2 separate regions of the Homo sapiens genome follow, and region 2 is linked to region 1. A link is a contact called in ENCODE Hi-C data. All regions are on one chromosome and are shown on one strand. Each heading gives the region's core, a stretch centred on a gene start or an enhancer-like site at or near the end of the contact. The rest is flanking DNA. Distances are from core to core; before and after follow the strand shown. Region 1 holds the start of LINC01478 (long intergenic non-protein coding RNA 1478). Region 2 has its middle 42 kb from the start of SETBP1-DT.

Evidence for each region. A loop is a pair of places that touch in the nucleus more often than their neighbours do. Pooled maps may share reads with other maps.
Region 2: a map of natural killer cell shows a loop between it and region 1 (2.1-fold over the local background). The contact joins the enhancer-like site here to the promoter of LINC01478 in region 1. A Hi-C loop is called at or near these places in 2 of 168 maps with a recorded cell type or tissue (esophagus muscularis mucosa and natural killer cell) and 1 of 50 pooled maps.

Annotation. Positions count from the first base shown.
Region 1 is chr18:44,529,395-44,534,369 of GRCh38, forward strand. LINC01478 (long intergenic non-protein coding RNA 1478) reads right to left here and starts at 2,303. Exons shown (of 5, transcript NR_110792.1): 1 at 2,062-2,303. It overlaps LINC01601 (long intergenic non-protein coding RNA 1601), which reads left to right and starts at 2,385. Exons shown (of 5, transcript NR_131768.1): 1 at 2,385-2,433.
Region 2 is chr18:44,635,221-44,640,195 of GRCh38, forward strand. No RefSeq gene overlaps it. Among named protein-coding and RNA genes, the nearest start is that of SETBP1-DT, 42 kb to the right of the region's middle. Within about 2 kb of position 2,436, at least 3 of the 41 ENCODE cell types and tissues checked have a DNase peak (open chromatin) inside an H3K27ac peak, as active enhancers do.

The DNA.
Region 1 (4,975 bases), core at 1,053-3,552:
GGTGGCAGGCGCCTGTGGTCCCAGCTACTCAGGAGGCGGAGGCTGAGGCAGAATGGCGTGAACCTGGGAGGTGGAGCTTGCAGGGAGCCAAGATAGTGCCACTGCACTCCAGCCAGGGCGACAGAGCTAGACTCCATCTCAAAAAAAAACAAAAGAAAAGAAAAGAAAGAAAAAGAAATTCAGAAATCAGGCTCCCATTTTGCTGATGCAGATTACAGCAGGTTCATAGGACTGACAACAATAATGGCTTCTTAATTATAGCACTTTGCTGGTGTTGACCACTTTCTGTTTGGTAGCATTGGCTACCATGAAGAATCTGCAGCTTCCTTGGTGGCAAGATACAGTATGGCAGACTTGGGAGTTATTTCTGAAAGTTTAACATACATTTAGTTTCTTCCACCCTCTGAGAGATTTTATAAGTTATTTAATATTCTCATAATTGGATCCTTATGGCTTAAATTAGCCAGAGTAGGTACTGTTTTTTAGAATTGAACTGTGGGAGATAAATAACTATTTCTGGATTCGAACCTGAGGGACTGGAACAGTGGTGGACACAAAAGAAAGAAAAAGTAAGGAAGATGAGAAGAGGATAGAGCCTGAAAGAGAAAAAGAAGACGTTTTCTTGCCTTATGGAGAAATTGAAATAGGCAGTATGACAAGAGGGAAGCAGAGCCAAAACAGGATTGAAAAACTTCAGTATATCCACAAAGCAACAAGCAAATATCAATAGACACACACCCTGGGACTTGAACACAGAAGCCCTGAGTAACCTGAATTATCAGGAAGCCTTTGGAAGCAGGCAGCACCCTGTTAGGAGGAGAGAGCTTCCAACATGATTGCTGAAAACAGAAAGATTCCTTGGAAAGCAGTTCCATGACAGTTTAGATGAATTCAAATGGTCTGTGTACATGTTTTGGACATTGTCACAAACAGGAAACATGGGATTGAGCCATTGGATACAGTGCCTGCCTTGCTTGTCAGCCAGGGCCACAGGGGCCAGTGCCAGCGTAATGCAGCAGAAACGCACAGAAACACTTGGGTGCCAACAAAACACAGAGCATCCTGGAGGCTGCTCTTAGACAACAGCGGGACAAAAATGCCTTCCCCACAGAATTTGAATGGTCAAAGAAAATCCCATAGTGTGAGGTACTGGAAATTGTTTTCTTAATGGAACATCAGAACGATTTACATAGTAATGGAACTGTCTAAAGTTTAGCAATGTCCTGGGTTTCCAGACTGCTCTTGCCAACGTTAGACCAAAGATTATACAGGGAAGGTTATGATAGATGTGAAATAGAAGAAAGGGAGAAACGAACATGACTATGAATCCATGGGTGTGTTTTGCAAGTGTTTATAATGTTTCATTTTATTTATTTGCTCATGTATTTGTTCTTTTGCTTTGTTTTTGCTCTGACCCATTCCACAAAACACTTAGGCAAGAGTTATTTGTGACATATTTAGTGCTTTTTACACTTTTATTTTTTGAAGTATGTGTTGGTAATCATTACCTTGATAATATATACAATCTGTTTCCTATCCTGCATCCTGTCGATGCTCCTTCTCTAGTGAATTTGTAAGGAACTTTTGATGAAAGCAAACAAAATATGCAATCATCAACATGCTTAACACTCACAGCCATCATTCTCATATGGAAAATTGTTTAAATCACCCATTCAAACATGTTCATTGTGGCAATCACACCACCTCCATAAATTGTGTTGTGAAAGAGAAAACACACACACTCTCCCACTGATGTTCCTGCCTACAATAACTCAAGGCAAAAGCTAAAGGCTACAATTTGCTGTCAGGCTGTCAAGTTCTGGACCCACTGGGCACGTTGATTTCAATTTTCCTTTCTGCAGATGCAATATCTGGCATCTTGGGGCTACAGAGACTTCTAAGTAGGAGATAACTACAATATTCTAAAAAGGAAGGGGAAAAAGAAGAGATTAACTCTCACAGCTTCCCAATGCATGTTAGCATAAAAATACAACAGTACTCTTTATAATTTTCATTTTAGAGGTTATGAAAGGCAGTTTAAACGTGGCTTATAAACTTCACCTGAATTATTCCGCAGTGTGTATCGCAGTATTCTGCACCACGTGGGTCCTGTTCACCTATTATCACAGAAGTTTAGAGGTGGAAGGGACAATAAATGTTTGACAAGGTGTTAACAGTCCATATCTCCATGTCTTCCATTCACGTGGCTCACCATCCACATATTCAGGAAGTACTTTTATCTTTCAAAACAGTTTGGTGATAAGAAAAGAAAATGCATCGTGTGAATGCACAAAGAAAAGTGCATTGTGATGTCACAATGGAGCAGCTTTGATTCTCTTTCCTCTGAACACTAGAGAGGCCATGTCAAAGCTAGACCCTGGGAGTCCAAGCACCTCTGCAAATCCACTTCTCACAAACATGATAATTATGATGGTAGGTAATGTTATCGGTCTATTTGTGTCCCTCCAAGCTTCATATATTGAAGTTCAGCCCCAGGATCTCATAATGTGATATTATTTGGAAATAGGGCCATTGCAGATATAACTAGTTCAAAGGAAGTCATACAGAAGTAGGGTGGGTCCTAATCCAATACAACTGATGTCCTTATACAATTGGAAATGTGAACACAAACATGCACACACGGAGCATGCAGGTGAAGGTGAAGGCAAAGATCTATAAGCCAAGGAATGCCAAAGATTACCAGCAAACCATCAAAAGCTAAGAGAGGGATGAAACAGATTCTCTGTCACAGCCTCAGAAGGAACCAACCCTGCTGGCACTTTGATGTTGGACTTCTGAATCCTAGAACTGTGAGGCAACACATTCCTGTTGCTCATGCCATCCAGTATGGCACTTTTGTTATAGCAGCCCTAATACAGACAAAGATACTAATTAATTAAAACCATAAACCTCTAATAACATGAGCATATATCATAGAGCTCTTTCAAGATTATTTCCCCAAGTCAAGAAAGACATAGGGCAGAGATTTTTGTTTTAAATGAGCTGATGGAAGTGATGGGACTTACTCTCAGCTTACACTCAAAGGCAATAAAAAAAGCTGAGTCTAGAAAGGTGTTTCAGAACTGACTTTCTGCAGATTCTGTGACAATAGTCCCTGGCCTATATTGGTGAAAAGAACTGGAAAGGAGAAGAAGACTATGACTCCTAGATAGTCTCTGTTCTCTCCTGTCTGTTTCACCAGGTTAGCAATGCATCTTCAACAATAAAATGTTGAAGGAGATGGGTGCTATAAACTCAGATCAGAGTGGGAGTGTGGGAGTAGAAATAACAATGACAATAATAACATCTTTGCTTCCATAAAGTTTTCCCATTATCTATCTCTTTGAACTTTACCTACAAATACATGAGATAGTAGCCCACTTATTATTATCCATTTTTGCAGAAAGGGAAGCTGAGACTCTAAGAAGTAAAATGAATTATTCAATCAGTTCAGGCCACAGCTCGGCCAATGCTCTTTCTAGGAAACCATGCTTGAAGAAAATGCTTTCCATGGAGAATTTGTGTAAGAACATAGTTACAAAAATAAAAAAGGAGCCATTAAACTTCATTAAATTCCTGAGGGTTCTGAATCCTTGCTGCTTGACTGATGCAAGCACATGTAGGAAGGTGGCCTGGGAAGGGATGGTGGAGTGAACGAACTGAGAGACCCCTGAGGAATACAAGGACTCCCTTCACTGTTTGAAAAGTAGTAGAATAGAGCTTCCAATGTGCCCTCTGGATCTAGTATACATGAATAAACTCAAGAGAGGGCCACACCAGGCCTGCTGGCATTGGTCTACCCAAGCAGAGCTCCTGGGACTATGTGGCCACAGCCTCTGCACACAAGGCTCTAACCTACCATTTGATGGCAGCAGCCCAGGGTTAAACCTCTGCAAACAAGGGATTGATTGCATCACTGCAACCTCAAAAGGCAGAAAATCTTCCAGCTTCTCCAAACTTCCTTAGAAATCCCTTATTGATTCGTCACCTGGGTATTTATATAGTCTTTCGAAAATCTTTCATATATTCAATGCATTTCCTCTCTAGAAATAAGAACATAAGATTACTTCCCTAATTTTTGTGTTTCATAGAAAGGGGAGGCATTAGTACCTTCTTCCTTTGTAGGCTTGTCTGAGAACTCCATGAAATCAGGGATGCGAAGGGGATGGTGTAGAGTAGAATGTTTCTAATTTGTTCCCACTTCCATTCCCATTCATGCAGTAATCTAAGTCAAAATAATTACAAATAGCTCCTGACCTAAGTTGACTGCACTGAGAATAGAAAGAAGCAAAAAGAAAAGAGGCATTAAGGTGAATAGGTAGTTATGAAGTAGTCATTAGTGGAATGACTACTGATCTATCCTAAACTTGCCTCACTGTGTCTCATGATCTCAAAGTGATTCCTCTACTCCTCATATTCCACATGTCATGGACAAGACCTCCTTCTCCATCCCCTGAATGAGTTTCTGATTTGTATCCGGTTTCTCCAAAGTCTTCCTCTTCAAACTCCCATTCCATCTCATAGTCACATAGTCTTTCTTTTCCATGGGTTCACTCACTAATTAAATTTTAAGCATTTTCTTTATGCAAGTTGCTGGCCAATTACCAGTGACACAAAGATGAACAAAGCACTGTTCATGTCCTCACAGAGTTCACTGTCTAGGGGCAGAATTGCAGTCGAGTGGGAGAGTGAGTTGGACTGAGCTCTGCTGACCAGAATGTAATGTGGGATATGGTAGAACAAGCAGAGCATGTGGGTTTTGCTCACAAGAGGGCCCCTGTGTTGATCAGAGTTCTTTGCAAACAGCATAAGTAAGTTCTGGCTTACTTAGACCCAAAGAGGGAGAGGTTGGATTATTTGAATGGCTGAAAGAAGCCTCAGGAGATCCAAAACAGGCCTCAGAAAACTAGGAGCAAAGTCTGTTTCTGAGATCCAAAAAGCAAGAATTATTAGAACAAGGTCCAATCATGTCTGG
Region 2 (4,975 bases), core at 1,186-3,685, 110 kb after region 1:
TGATTATGGGTTTGGAAGCAAAGAACGGTGATGGGTGGGCCTTCAAGAGAATCATGATTCCTTTGCAAGGTCAATGCCTGAGTTGATATTTTTACAGGGTGGTCAGGCAGGAAAGGAAGCACCACAGCTTCTTCTGGCAACAGAGGCCTGGCAGGTTTGGGGTGTTCAAGGTATTTGGATTCATTGAAATCTGCCCAAGTTTCTCCTCTATATTTCCAACGTGCCAGTCTTTCTTGATTAATTCTGTATCTTTGATATAAGGGACTTAATAAGTCTGTACATTCATTTTGAATATAAATTTACCCACTCTCAGGATTATAATTTTAGTTGATTTTTGGAAATATTTGCCCAATGGCTATGAGAAATATAAGACTCCTTCGACACAGTAACTGAAGTCATACTCTATAGTATTTAAAGCATTCCTTGAATAACTAATTTAAAACCGTGACATTGTCTTTCTTTTTCCAAGTTCTACATTATATTCAGAAATAGCCAACCCCACCCCACATTCCTGGTATTCTTTATTTCTATCATAAAGTTCAGTTACTGCTATTGCTACTTTGCCTTCCAAAGTCTTGCCTTCTACAGCTACATAACTCCAGGAAATCAGAAGTGGTAATGTAAATAGCTGTTTTGCTGCTGCATGCCATGCGTGTACTATCAGTGACCCATTTTGAGCTGCTGTTGAAATTGTTAGTGCTTTCCACTATGATCACATCAAAGAATCAATTTGTCACTTTCATCCCTAGCATTCTAATAGCCCCAAACCACCTACAGTTAAAAAACAAAAACAAACAAACAAACAAAAAACTATCTATGTTAAAGTTCGATTAAGCAATAGGAGTCACTCTATTTCAAGTATAAAGGACTTAAATCAGGAAATAGTAGCTTAACTACTGGAAGAACTTGGAAGCACAGGTTGGGGAAGTTGACACTAAAGATCTTACCTGAACTACCAAAGCAGAAAGTTTGGAGAGCTCTCTGGAACACTGTTTCTATTCTTAAAAATTCCTGAGAAGTTTGTATCTCTTTGTTGTCAGCAGTGAACCAAGTGATTCTCTAGGACTCACCAAGAAGTTACTGTGAGCCACTCTTCTGTTCATGAATCTGGCTGCAGTGACCTCCAAAGAATAGTGACTTCTCTTCCTTTTTCCTATTTCCAGATGACAGGCAAATGCCTCTCACTGACAGACTCAAACCTGACACCATATAGAGAAGAAGATTCTGAAAAAAGGAGTCTCTCACTTCCCCTTTACAATGCAGAAGACACCAAAGATGAAAGTAGTAATATCAAATTTGCTAAGGACACTCCAACAAAATGATCTAGCACTTTTATGTGAAAGACCCTTAAACCATGAATTAGAAAATGGATACTGTATCCTATAGTTTCCACTGACTTTGTTTCATCTGCCTAAACCTTACCCAGGCACTCCCATTGAAAGTGGGAATTTTTCTTGGCCACTCACCCTGAGAAACACTGAAAAAGAGAGACACTGTGGGGGGGCAAAAAAAAATTTATTCAGTCATCCCAGGTGTGGTGATGATGATAGTATTTCAATGAATCTTCATTGTTCAGTTCAAAATGGAAAGGCATCCAGAGGCTTAAAACAGGAGCTAATATTTGGAACACGGTTAAGTCACATGAGCACCTACATTCAATTCAACTAGACTCAAGAGCATTTTCTGTTTATAAAAAGTTCACCTGGCATGGGATAGAAGTAAAAAGATTAGATTTTCAGCCAACGTATTGCCAAGAATTACAATGAAATCAATTTTCTTTTTTCATAATTTCATACCTCCTAATCCATCTGACGTTAAGATGTCCGTTAATTCTTCTTCCTGAGAGAATATTTATCAGAGCATGTAAATAAACCAGAGAAGATTTTCACTTTAGAAATAGCAGAAGGTAAGAGGACTAAGGGGGAGACTGTTCACTTTCTAGAAAATATTTTGCTCGGTGTATACATATAACCTATTCAAGATAACATAAAATAAATATGAGCAGCAGAAGACACTTAGATTTGGGCTTACCAAAAGTTTTCCTTGTCTGCAACAACTCCAATCAGTCAGTAGTGGCTGAGAGAGCTGTGTTGAGGGGCCCAATGCTAAGACCTAGCTCAGGTTGGGGTGGGGAGGTGAGGGGAAGAATGCTGTGATCACCATAAGCAAAAGAGCAAAGGTGATGGCACTGTGCACTTGACATCTTTTCATTCATGTCATGTAAACCTTGGCAACCAATAAGTCTAGCATATCTTACTAAATTCAGCCATACATTATTTCCTAAATTATTATTTTTGTGTCACTTTCAAAAACCACCAAACAGGAAAGCAGGCCAAGTATTATTCTTCACGTTTTACAAAGGTGAACTCAGAAACTTAGAAATCTCAGATGGCTTGTTGAAATGATCTCACCCAGTAAGCTGGAAGTGGCAGAAGCCACACCAGAACACACCTCTCTGAGTCACACATCCGAGGGTTTTTCTCACAGTTCATGTAGTTTGAGAATAATTGGCATACCTCTTACGAGAAGCAGAGGGGAGGAATGACAGTGACTTTGAAAGTATTATAACCAGCTTCTCTACAAGCTAAGATCTGATTTAAAAAAAAAATTCTGTTTAGCATTAAGGAGAAAACGCTAGGGTAACATTTAACCATTCCTATGTCTGCCCTTTAAGGCCAACACATTGTTTCACGGGGACACATGTAACTGATGGCTGAATGTTTAACTTTGTGACTAAGAGCCTCAGCTAGCTGAGGAGAAGGGATTAATAGAGTGAAAGAGAAATAACAATGCTGACCTAATTCACAGGGATATAATTACCCAATTCACCATTGTAAAGTACTTTGAAAACAAGTGTGTTATAAATGCTAACTAACATTATTACCAAAACTAATTCTGTGTTACTATCTCATATCAAGGTTCCCAGAGTATTCCTTGGACATGCCCTGCCCTGCCTGCCCACTCCTGCGAGGTAGCATGTAAAAACTCTGACCAGCCGTGACACCTATTTTTCCCACACCTACTCCTCCTGTTCTTCTTGATTCACTTTTTCATCTTTCTTTATGGCTTCACTTCACTTCATACACAATCATGAAAGAATCTTTGCTTCAGTGATTGGCATTCCACAAAATGCCATTAAGCCAGAACCAGTTTTCCTCTTGCTTTACGGTCAGCTTTCCCTAGTGGTCATCCTATGTGAGCACAGTAGCCACTTCATATGCCAATAGGTGTTCAAAAAATGCCAATAAATGCATTGCGCCTCATAATTGTCCAGCCCTTTTATTTCTACAAGGCACTCTTCAAGCCCTTCTCTCATAAAAACTGTACAAGAAAGACCAGACAGGGATGGTCACTATGGACAGTTGAGTCAACTGATGCAATAAGAAGTTAAGTGGGCCAGGTGTGGTGACTCGCACCTGAATCTCAGCACTTTGGGAGGCCAAGCAGGGGGGTGGGGGGGGGTGGATCACAAGGTCAGGTGTTTGAGACCAGACTGGCCAACATAGTGAAACCCCATCTCTACTAAAAATACAAAAATTAACCAGGTGTGGTGGCACACACCTGTAGTCCCAGCTACTCGGGAGGCTGAGGCAGGAGAATCTCTTGACCCAGGTGGTAGAGGTTGCAGTGAGCCGAGATTGTGCCATTGCACTCCAGCCTGGACAACAGAATGAGATTCTCAAAAACAAACAAACAAACAAACAAGTTAAGTGACTCAGTTCCCATTAAAATGAGCAAGGAGATTGAAATATTCAACTTCACAAGTACAGCAGGTTAGCACAGTGTCTGATATGTCATAGGCTCTGAATAATACCTGCTGCATGAGTAAGTGAATGAGTGAACAAAATAATGAAGTAATGAAAGCATGTGTTGAAATTCAGTGCTGTGTGTTTTCCACTTAGCCACACTGATACCATTTTCTGTGTCAGAAAAAAATTCTAACCTGGTAAAATACTGCCCAGAGAAACAGTGCCAGGGTGAGGTGAGTCCTGCATCCACTTTTCCAGTAATCTTCTAAGACGGGTAGAGAAGATGCCAACAGAAAGCCCTGTTCCCGTGGAGTCCTTCATGGAAGAAGAATGGGATTAGACACTGACTGTTACTATCAAAGAGCATTTCTTGAGGGCCAATTATCATAACAGCTTACATTTGCAACTGCTTTGCCATTTGAAAAGCACTTTCCCATTCATTAGTCCATTTGATCCTTCTAATAATGCTGTGGAGAATGTGTCCTCATTATCCCACATTTTATCGATGAGGAAAATGAGCTAAAGGGAGGTAGGTAACTTGCTCAGGGTTTTATATCTCTCATAAACAGCAGATAAGTTCTGCAAACAAAACCTACCAGCTTCAAAATTAGTGTTCCTTCTGTTGCATTGTGTTGTCTTCCAAAACTCAGAAACTTGTCTCTAGGACCGTTTCCAGAGAAAAGTCAAATTCTCCATCACCACTGCCTACGCCTTCTGAGCCCATGCCCTACCACCCAAGCTTCCCCAGGCTCCTGACCAGGGGCTCAATGGAGTTGTCAGCTGGTCATATGCAATGTATAAACTTGATCACATTCACTTCCAAAGAAAGTGTCTGTGATTAAGAGCTCATCTAGTAGAGTCCTTTCTCTTTAATAATCCATTTTTAGATGACAATATGTCCAGATTTTACCTTCCAAAAGCCTATTGTCTGCCTAAATGCAAACAAATGACTAATGGAGAAATTTAGAGAATTTAGCAGGGAAAGCATTTTCGCTGCACGGAGGCCAGATTAAGACACAGTAGACTCCTATTTGTGAATTACTAACATAAGCATTGAATTTTCCAGGTGCTTTCAATAAGGATTTGTTCATTCACTCTTTCCTACAATGAGTGCTTCCTTCTACTTACAGGCTTGCAAAATGCTGCAATGTGATAATGAATAAGAATGAATGACTTCTAAAATTATTCAGTAAGTCCTGAATTCCTGCTTTCAGTAACTTCAACTA